2 separate regions of the Homo sapiens genome follow, and region 2 is linked to region 1. A link is an interaction called in ENCODE POLR2A ChIA-PET data of the cell type or tissue named here. Cell type or tissue: GM12878. All regions are shown on one strand.

What was found. Peaks named below come from ENCODE experiments on the same cell type or tissue, not always from the same donor. Only the 100,000 strongest peaks of a DNase experiment are listed, where the experiment ranks them.
Region 2: POLR2A ChIA-PET joins it to region 1 with 6 read pairs; 3 of 35 experiments call an interaction of 5 or more read pairs at or near these places.

What each region holds. Positions count from the first base shown.
Region 1 is chr13:60,491,870-60,496,869 of GRCh38, forward strand. TDRD3 (tudor domain containing 3) reads left to right here. Exons shown (of 14, transcript NM_001146070.2): 8 at 2,566-2,706. Among named protein-coding and RNA genes, the nearest start is that of TDRD3, 97 kb to the left of the region's middle. In GM12878, no CTCF peak of the experiment used is centred here; a DNase peak (open chromatin) is centred at 2,631.
Region 2 is chr13:60,560,058-60,565,057 of GRCh38, forward strand. All of the region lies in intron 12 of TDRD3 (tudor domain containing 3), which reads left to right. Among named protein-coding and RNA genes, the nearest start is that of LINC00378, 110 kb to the right of the region's middle. In GM12878, no CTCF peak of the experiment used is centred here; no DNase peak of the experiment used is centred here.

The DNA.
Region 1 (5,000 bases):
ATGTGTAAAATAGTGGTCTAGAAGATTAGGTATATGTGTGTGCTAGGGAAATATGGTAAGATTGCTAGACAGCATTAAGGCCCACTTGAGTTTCACAGTCATGATGATCTCATGGATGCCTAATTCATATAATATGAGCAAAAAGATGTGGCTCATAAAGGGCAACACCAGTTACCTTATGGGTAATATTTAGGTTGTGATGGTTCTAGATATTTATATGAGTGAGTAGTAACTATTTTAGAGCAGTAAAAAGCAACTCCGAAAATGCTGCTTATCCTATTCCTTAATCCATACAATGGAAAGAAAATTATAAGTAAATGCATCCAGAAGATGGGACTATTTCACTGGCACCAAAGGAAAAAACACTTTTGGAATTAGGGGATGTAAATTTTGGAAATATATTTAATTTGGAGCAGGTGAGATTCCAGACTTTTCAGGTAATTTTGTTCTAGTATATTAACCAAAATAGTAAATACCATCTGTTATTGAGTGTTTGCCATGTGCCAGCTACTGAGATAATCACTTCATATCAATGATGTCATTTAATTCTCCAAATATCCCAATGAGGTAGGTTTTCTAATCCCAGTTTTAAAGATGAAAAACCTGAGGCTCTGTGGAAGGTGGAAGTTAAGTGACTTGCCTGAAGGCTAAAGATAGTGGCTGGGCCAAGATAAGTCCCAGCCTTGTCTAGTTACAAAGCCTATGTGCTTAACTGTGCTACCTTGCCTCCTAGTCTAATAAATTTTGTATCACATTAATAAATACGTTTTTCTAGTTATACAAGTAATGACTATGAAGGCATTTCAAATATTTTTTTTTTTGCTGGGATTCCATAAACCCAAAATTGAATGAATCTAGTAATGAATCCTTGGTAATTGAAGATGTGGTTTTAATTTTGATTTGAGTTAAATGTAAATACTGTAGTTTATCAGCTACCTAATAGAGATGCTTAATATGTTATCCATTAGTGCTCATCCAACATTTTAAAAAAGTTTTCATGTATACTTCTTTGTATTTTCTTCCGTTTCAAATAATTTTCTTTCTTTTCTTTTTTTTTTTTTTTTTTTGAGACGGAGTCTCGCTGTATCTCCCAGGTTGGAGTGCAGTGGCGCGATCTCGGCTCACTGCAAGCTCCGCCTCCCAGGTTCATGCCATTCTCCTGCCTCAGCCTCCCAAGTAGCTGGGACTACAGGCGCCCGCCAACATGCCCGGCTAATTTTTTGTATTTTTAGTAGAAACGGGGTTTCACCGTGTTAGCCAAGATGGTCTCGATCTCCTGACCTCGTGATCCACCCGTCTCGGCCTCCCAAAGTGCTAGGATTACAGGCGTGAGCCACCGCGCCCGGCCTCAAATAATTTTCTAATGTTATTGTATTATATATAATTTATATGTAAGATGTTTCCTTACTGTAATCATTTTAAAACATATTTTAAAATATTGGTCATTGTCTCTAATAAAAATTGTTTTAGCTTCTTCTTTTATTATATCCATGAGAACTATAAAAATATTTGCCAGGCATGGTGGCTCATGCCTGTAACTTCAGCACTTTGGGAGGGCAAGGTGGATAGATCATCTCAGGTCAGGAGTTCGAGACCAGCCTGGCCAACATGGTGAAACCCCATCTCTACTAAAAATACAAAAATTAGCCGGGTGGTAGTGGCACATACCTGTAATCCCAGCTACTGAGGAGGCTGAGACAGGATAATCACTTGAGCCTGGGAGGTGGAGGTTGTAGTGAGCTGAGATTGCACCACTGCACTCCAGTCTAGGTGACAGAAAGACCCTGTCTCAAAAAACAAAAACAAAATCTATAAAAATATTGTTTAACCAAATGTTTCATACTGTACAGGTAACAACTGGCGATGCTTTTCAGTTATGAAGTTGTGTCTTTCAAAACCAATATTATTTATGTCCTAATCTTTTCCTAATAGTTTTGAAAAACAAATATAAGATAAAATCAAATTTTCAAATTTAATGTCACATATATATTTATTCAAAAAAGACAGGCCAAATAAGAAATACAGACTTAAAAGCTTTTATATGCAGTCGGTAAGAAATGACATATTACATGATTAATGAAAATAATAAATTAGTAATGAGAGTTTCAATCTAATGTTCAAACTTGTTTACTAAGATTATGCAATCATAATACTGAACTATGGACATAATTTTAATGATTCAAGATAACCTTGCCTGGTAGCTGGATTTAGAACCCAACTCTCAAGGCAGTAGTCAAGTATTTTACCCTAAAATCATTTTAACAAGTAGTCTTCATAATGCTTGTAGTATTTTCTTCTCTATAGTTGTACACTCATTTTCATGACTTCCCTTTTATTCACAAATCATGTAATTATTTTTATTGCCTGGCCTGGATTTGTGAATAAGAGATTGTGACTAGTAGATATTTTTGCTATTCAAAAGGAGTAAGTTAATATTTTATTTTTTCATGTAAAACATAATTAGGAAACTTAATTACTTCAGTTGTTTTTAGTCATAGCTTAGTTTTTAGAACTATTTTTAAATGCTGTCTACATACCTCTCTTTTATCTTTCTCTTATGTAAAGACCAAGACATTTGGAGGAGGTGGTGGTGGTGCTAGAAGTAATCTCAATATGAATGCTGCTGGTAACCGAAATAGGGAAGTTTTACAGAAAGAAAAGTCAACCAAATCAGAGGGAAAACATGAAGGTGTCTATAGAGAACTGGTAAGGCTAAAGAACTAACCACAAATTTAAAGTGTTATTTCTTAAAATGATTCTTTTATTCTTTCTTACCACCACCACTGGCTTTGTGCAATGTATTATGGATAGATGTTATAACTCTTGAAGGCTTTCATTAAGGATTACAATTAAATCATTAAAAATTTGGATTGTTTGAAAAATAATTTACTTAAAACTTCTATCTCACTTAAATTACTAATGTCCTAATAATATATTTTGGAATGGATTGATAAAAAGCCATCAAAAGATGATGCATCAAAAACATACATTTTTCTGTGCTTCCCCACCTTCCCCACATCTTTTGTCAAATTTTGTCTAAAGTGATTTTGTTTTGTTTTCTACTGCTCTTTGGGAAGAATATTGTGAAACAAGCATATGTATTATGTGGACCCAATTGCAAAATATTCTTGAATTTTTAAGATAAATGAGTGGAGTCAAACATATTTCTGGCATGCTGTAGTGTTCTCAGATCTAAGGATGTTTGCAAAAATTCATTTTCCTCTCCCTTTAGAGGTTGAATGACTTTGGTTGATTTTTGTCTTTAGGGTACAGAATATCCCAAAACAGCTTAAACCATGGAGGTTTATTATTTCATATAACAAGAAGTTCAGAAGTAGATGGTTACAAGTGTTGGTAAATTCAGCAGTATAACAATATTAGGGCATTTGTGGGTATTTCCATGATTTCTTGGCTTTCTCCTTAGTGTTATGTAACTGCTCAATGGATTCACCTTACCCACTGCCTAAATAAAGCTGATTTATCAAGACAGGGGAATTGCAATAGAGAAAGAGTAATTCATGCAGAGCCAGCTATCGTGAGAGACTGGAGTTTTATTATACTCAAATCCATCTCAGTGATCATTCAGGAATCAGAGGTATTTTTTTTTTTTTGAGATGGCATTTCACTCTTGTTGCCCAGGCTGGAGTGCAATGGCTCAATCTTGGCTCACTGCAGCCTCTGCCTCCTGGGTTCAAGTGATTCTCCTCTCTCAGCCTCTTGAGTAGCTGGGATTATAGGCACCTGCCACCACACCCAGCTAATTTTTTGCATTTTTAGTAGAGACAGGGTTTCACTATATTAGTGAAACTGGTCTCGAACTCCTGACCTCAGATGATCCACCCGCTTCTTCGGCCTCCCAAGGTGCTGGGATTACAGGCGTGAGCCACCATGCCCGGTGGGATAAAAGTTTTTAAGGACAAGTTGGTGGGTGGGGGAAGCCAGTGAGCCAAGAACACTGATCTTAGGAGCAGTTTGTGGAGGGTCAGAATCTTGTAGCCTCCAGCTGCATAACTCTTAAACCATAGTTTCTAATCTTGTGGCCGTGATGGCTAATATGGAGTGTCAACTTGATTGGATTGAAGAATACAAAGTATTGATCCTGAGTGTGTCTGTGAGGGTGTTGCCAAAGGAGATTAACATTTGAATCAGTGACTTGGGAAAGGCAGACCCACCCTTAATCTGGGTGAGCACAATCTAGTCACCTGCCAGTATGGCTACAATATAAACAGGTAGAAAAATGTGAAAAGACAGACTGGCCTAGGCTCCCAGCCTACATCTTTATCCTGTGCTGGATGCTTCCTAACCTCAAACATCAGACTCCAAGTTCTTCAGTTTTGGAACTTGGACTGGCTCTCCTTGCTCCGTAGCCTGCAGATGGTCTATTGTGGGACCTTGTGAGTTAATACTTAACAAACTCCCATATATATATATATATATATATATATATATATATATATATATATATATATATATATCCTCTAAAGTTTTGTCCCTCTAAAGAACCCTAATACAGATTTTGGTACCAGGAGTGGTTCTAGAGGAACAAAATATTAAGGATGTATTTGTTTCGTTAGATTTGGGATTTTTGGAGTTGGCTGCTTAATATGATTAGATCCAAAACTGCTATGGACTCTACTTCTAATAGTGTGGAGAACACTGATAGTCCTTCACATGAACTTTTTAGAGAGTTATGCAAAATAAATGCATTTACTGTTTTTGATTCATCACTCATGAGAGGCAAGGAGTTTAGTGACTCTATACATAATACCTTTGACCATATGTGGAGAACCAAGGAACATAATGAAGCTGGTTGGTTGCTTCTAAGTTTGGTGGACAAAGTGATGAAAGAAAATGATGAACTCAGGCATCCTATCTCCTGGCTTCAGAAGCAGATACTGAGCCTCAAATCTGCTAAGATTGCCCTGAGTAAGAGTCTTATTGTTACTGGAGGGTCCTTGTTCTTAGAGCTCCCAAGATGGTGGTGGGCTGCTTCCAAGATG
Region 2 (5,000 bases), 68 kb after region 1:
CAGGAATAACATTGACTGTAGAAAAAAGTTCCTGATAGAAAACTATGTGAAGCAAGAAATGGAAATATATACCGTATGATGCAATGAAAAGAACTTCAGGTGTACAGCCTAAAGGTCTCACTGAAGCATGGCCATTTACACAACTTTGAGCTAAGTACTCTGAGCCTTAGTTTTTTCATCTATAAAATGGTGAGATTAATTCAAAGCCTTATTGTAAGGATTAAATAAGATAACATGCAAAATGCCAGGCACACAATGGAATAAGCATTCATACTCCTTTTTGCTGTTTCAAGTTGTAAACTCATGTGTTTTCAAATGGAAGAGGATCCATAACTTTTATCATTTGGAATTTAATAAGGGTGACTTCTCTCCTACTGTCTTTTTTGTACTATATTCTGATTAAAATATGGATGCAGCTTTTTGATGTTTTCACTGAATTTTCACAAGTGCTTAACCTGCCAAAAATAGCTTATTTACATTATATTAATGTGTAGATCTTAGTGATGTTAGAGGAAGGACAATGATGAATAGTACTGTATTTGCTTCTAGTGTCATTTAAAAATTAGCTTTTCATTTATGTTAAAGTTCAGATGTCTTGTTTAGATTGTGCTTTACTAAGAAGAGCTTATAATAAAACCCTTGAGTTAGGTATTCAGATGATTTCATGATATCCTGTAGAATCATAAACAATTTTAATATAACTTTAGAAAATATAGTATTTAAAGAAAAAAGATTAGAACCACAATGGGATGTCCCACAGTCCTCCCGAAATTTTCTGTGATACTGGAATGAAAATATTATGTTATGTCAGCCATGCATTTTGAAACAGTTGTTTAGTGATAAGGTTTTGGATCTGATTTTTCTTTTGTCTTCAATTAGCATTTTTTTCTCTTCTGCCATAAAATGTTTTGTTTAAATAAAATGTGCTGGATGAGGTACATAAAAAGAGATTATCTTAGAGCTGCTCTGGAGGGATGGGAGACTATAATTCTTCAATATATTTTCTTCTAAAGGGGAATTGTTTTACTCAGAGCTTCAGAAACCAAGATAATCTGTTATAAAACTTACTATATTTGGTTATATATCATAATAATTTTCTCATATGTTAATGAAACCCGAGGGTTTTTTTCAATTTAGGTATATGAGGTGAGTTTTTAATTATAAAATGAGACATTTAATTTATAGGAGTCAAGTATAGGGTTTAAATTTTCTCTGTGATAGAAGGCAAAGGGAGAAAGGCTCTGAACTCAGAGCCAGAGGCCTGCATTCCAGTTCTGGCTCTTCCACTAGCTCATTTTATTAATCAAATCACTCCACCCAATTGGTTGTCAGTGAGTAGCAAAGGTTGAAGTAGGTTGGGTTTTTAATTTCTGTGGCTTGAGGGCTACAGAGGTTGAAGAAAGTGAGGAAGAGGAAGCCAAAGGGGTACTGCTCACAAATATGTAAAAACACCCACTTTAACCTAGGCCCATATATTTTATATAGGAATTCTACGTGAGATTTCATTTGAAACAAGAGTGCTGAATTTATCCTCAAAATAAATAATAAAAAAATATAAATCTGCTCTGTTAGATTTATCTCCAGTTCCCCTGCAGTTCTGAGATTTACGATACCTGTATTCCTTACCCTCATTACTGGGTACCACAGTGAGGGGCAGTCGGGCTTGTGAATCAGACCTGTGTTCTAGCCCAAGTAGTGGCACTAGTTACTTGAGCAAGTGATAGCCTCTTAGTTTGACTAACTGTTCTTTACAAAATCTTCCTGTTTTATAATCTGTGGTTCCAGGCTACTATGGGCCCAGGTTTTTTGTTGTTGTTGTTGTTGTTGTTGTTGTTGTTTGTAGTAGAACTACAAATATTAAAGTGGAATTTTTTTAAACAAGGATAATTGGTAAAGTTCAGTATTGATAATAATACATGACTCCCATGGGCACCAAGGTTGTCTGTAATCTTCATAGAGAATAAGAGCTGAGGCTGGGTGCAGTGGCTCATGCCTGTAATCCCAGCACTTTGAGAGGCCAAGGTGTGTGGATCACTTGAGATCAGGAGTTCGAGACCAGCCTGGCTAACATGGTGAAACCCCATCTCTACTGAAAATATAAAAAAATTATCTGGGTTTGGTGGTGCGTGCCTGTAATTCCAGCTACTCGGGAGGCTGAGACAGAAGAATAGCTTGAATCCAGGAGGTGGAGGTTGCAGCGAGCCAAGATTGCACCACTGCATTCCAGCCTGGGTGACACAGCAAGACTCAGTCTCCCTTCCCCCCACCCCCGGCAAAAAAAAAGAAAAGAAAAGCTGATTCAGCTTTCAATTTTTAGCTACTCTAATATAGAAGAATATTAGTATAGTTAATCTAAAAATAGACTTGTTTTTAAAGATATTTTAAGTTTTATTAAAGTCCATTACATGTTTTGGGAAAGCAGATTTGTCTTCATGATGATTGCTTAGGTTTTATATGAAAATCAGTTTACACTTCCATACATACAAGCTAAACACCTCAGGCAAAAGGTGGCTTGGAAATTCATAGAATAAGTGGTTCATGTATGAATCACTGAAGGAGATATGTACTCATTAACATTTCATGGTTCAAAATATCCTCAATTTCAAGGACTATTGCAGAGTACACTGAATTTCATATGCTGATGTATGTATTGTGACTACTATACAAATTCTGTTAAAAGAAACAAATGATTCAATTTTATTAAATTATACATAACATAGCTATTAGGTGACAGTATTAAGTTTTTCTAAGTTTTTATTTTTTTTTTCATTGAAGAGAATAATTGCCATTCCCATTTCCCACCTCCACCAACCAAATAATGTATCACTGGCTCTTCACAAAGTTATGACTTGGGAAAATGCTGAAGGAATGGTAATATAAGATAAAGTGGGCTAGGCATGGTGGCTCACACCTGTAATCCCAGAACTTTGAGAAGCCAAGGTGGGTGGATCACCTGAGGTCAGGAGCTCAAGACCAGCCTGGACAACATGATGAAACCCCATCTCTACAAAACTACAAAAATTAGCTAGGCATGATGGCTGGTACCTGTAATCCCAGTTGCTCAGGAGGCTGAGGGGGGAGAATCACTTGAACCTGGAAGGCGGAGGTTGCCTTGAGCCAAGATTGCACCATTGCACTCCAGCCTGGGTGACAGAGCAAGACTCCATATCAATTTAAAAAAAAAAAAAAAGGCAAGGCGATTCATTAAGTAAAAATGAACATATTGCTGGAGCTGAGGTAAGTATCTAAGTATTTTCAGCAAATAGAGCCCCCGCCAAATTTCTATAGAGAGTTGGGTCAGCATTTACATCTTAGGGGTAGAAGCAGAGGAAGAAATGTCCCAAATTTCCAAACTCAAACTTCCTGAGGTTAGAATTCTTTTCCAGGCTGCTCTGATACTTAGGAGTAGGAAGTGTCATTTGCCTAGCCTAGGGTTTCTCAACTTCAACACTGCTGGCATTAGGACTGGATAATTTTTTGTTGTGTGGGCTGTCCTGTGCATTGTAGGATATTTAGCAGCATCCTTGGCCTCTACCCATTAGAGGGAATAACAACTCCTTCCAGGGATTGGCTGATGCCCCCAGCCGAGGCAGATAGCTCTCACTTGAGAACTCTTTCCTTAAAGGACTGGTTTGTATGCTTAGCTGCATTTCACCTTACTATTTGTGGAACACAGAACCTGACTTCTATTTAAGTGTGTTTCATACTTCCTTCTGAAGTGTGTTCCAAGTGACCAATTTATGATGAACTTTTATAACACGGCTCATTTATAAATGGGGAATATGTAGTTTTGTCTGTGTTCTCACTCCAGATACAGTATACAGTAATGAGAGATTGAAGATGATATGCAGGAAAAACGCAGTTGTAACTTGTCAAACGCACATTATAGATGAAGTTGTGTATCTCCTTTTTGCATTGGTTTTTGTCTTTTGTTGTTTTCAAAATACCACTTCATTTATGTTTGGCGTCAATGATTATTGCGGTTTTGTATCTTTTCATTAAGAAGGAGCAATAAACTAGTAAATATTAGTATAAAAGCTCATATTGAGTATTAGTTATTTAGTTTTATAAAACCTATCTGATAACATGGGTGAGGTAAGCAAAAGTCTTTTTTTAATATTTGAAGAGATTTATTCTGAGTCAAATATGAGTGATCATGGCCCATGACACAGCCCTCAGGAGGTCCTAAGAAAAATGTGCCCAAGGTGGTCGGGATGCACCTTGGTTTTATATACTTTAGGGAGACGTGAGACTTCAATCAAATACATTTAAGAAATACATTGGTTTGGTCAAGGCGGGACAACTTGAAGCGGGGCTTCTAGCTTACAGGTAGATTTTAAAAGATTTTCTGGTGCCAAAATCTGAGTCCCAATAAAATGGTTCTGAATCTCAGAATCTTAGGCGAAGATGACATTGGACAGTTCCCGTTTATGAAAATTATTGCAGATCTTGTAAAGAATCTTGCCTGTGAGTCAGAAAGAAAATGGCCCTGGTTTGGACTCTTCCTCTAATTAGCTCTGTGACTTGGGAAAATCACTTCACCTCTCTTGGTTTATAGACTCATCTGTCGAATCTAGAAGGATGGATTAGATGGCCTTCCAGAACTGTGCCAGCTATAATGTAGTGTCAGATTTTTTAAAAAATGTTTGTAAACTATGAAATTAAAATTATTTTTTTGAGTTGTAAATCTCTTACAGAGTACTGAGACCTAAAGGAAGAAGATAGGCTAGAAGAGGAATAAAGTATAAATTTCATTCAAAGATGACTGAAAATAAACTGATCTATTAAATCAAGCTGTGTGTTAAATAAAGAGGAAAGAAGTACCCATTCTGTGCTAAAAATTACTAGCCATATACTATAAGAAGTGATTGTTATGGGTAACCAGATTTGCTCTCAACAGCTCTGCAGGATGAGTATTTAAAAGTTAAAAAGCACAGATTGTGACTCTGACAATACTGGAACTGAAAACCAAACTATCAGTATCTTTTTTTTTTTTTTTT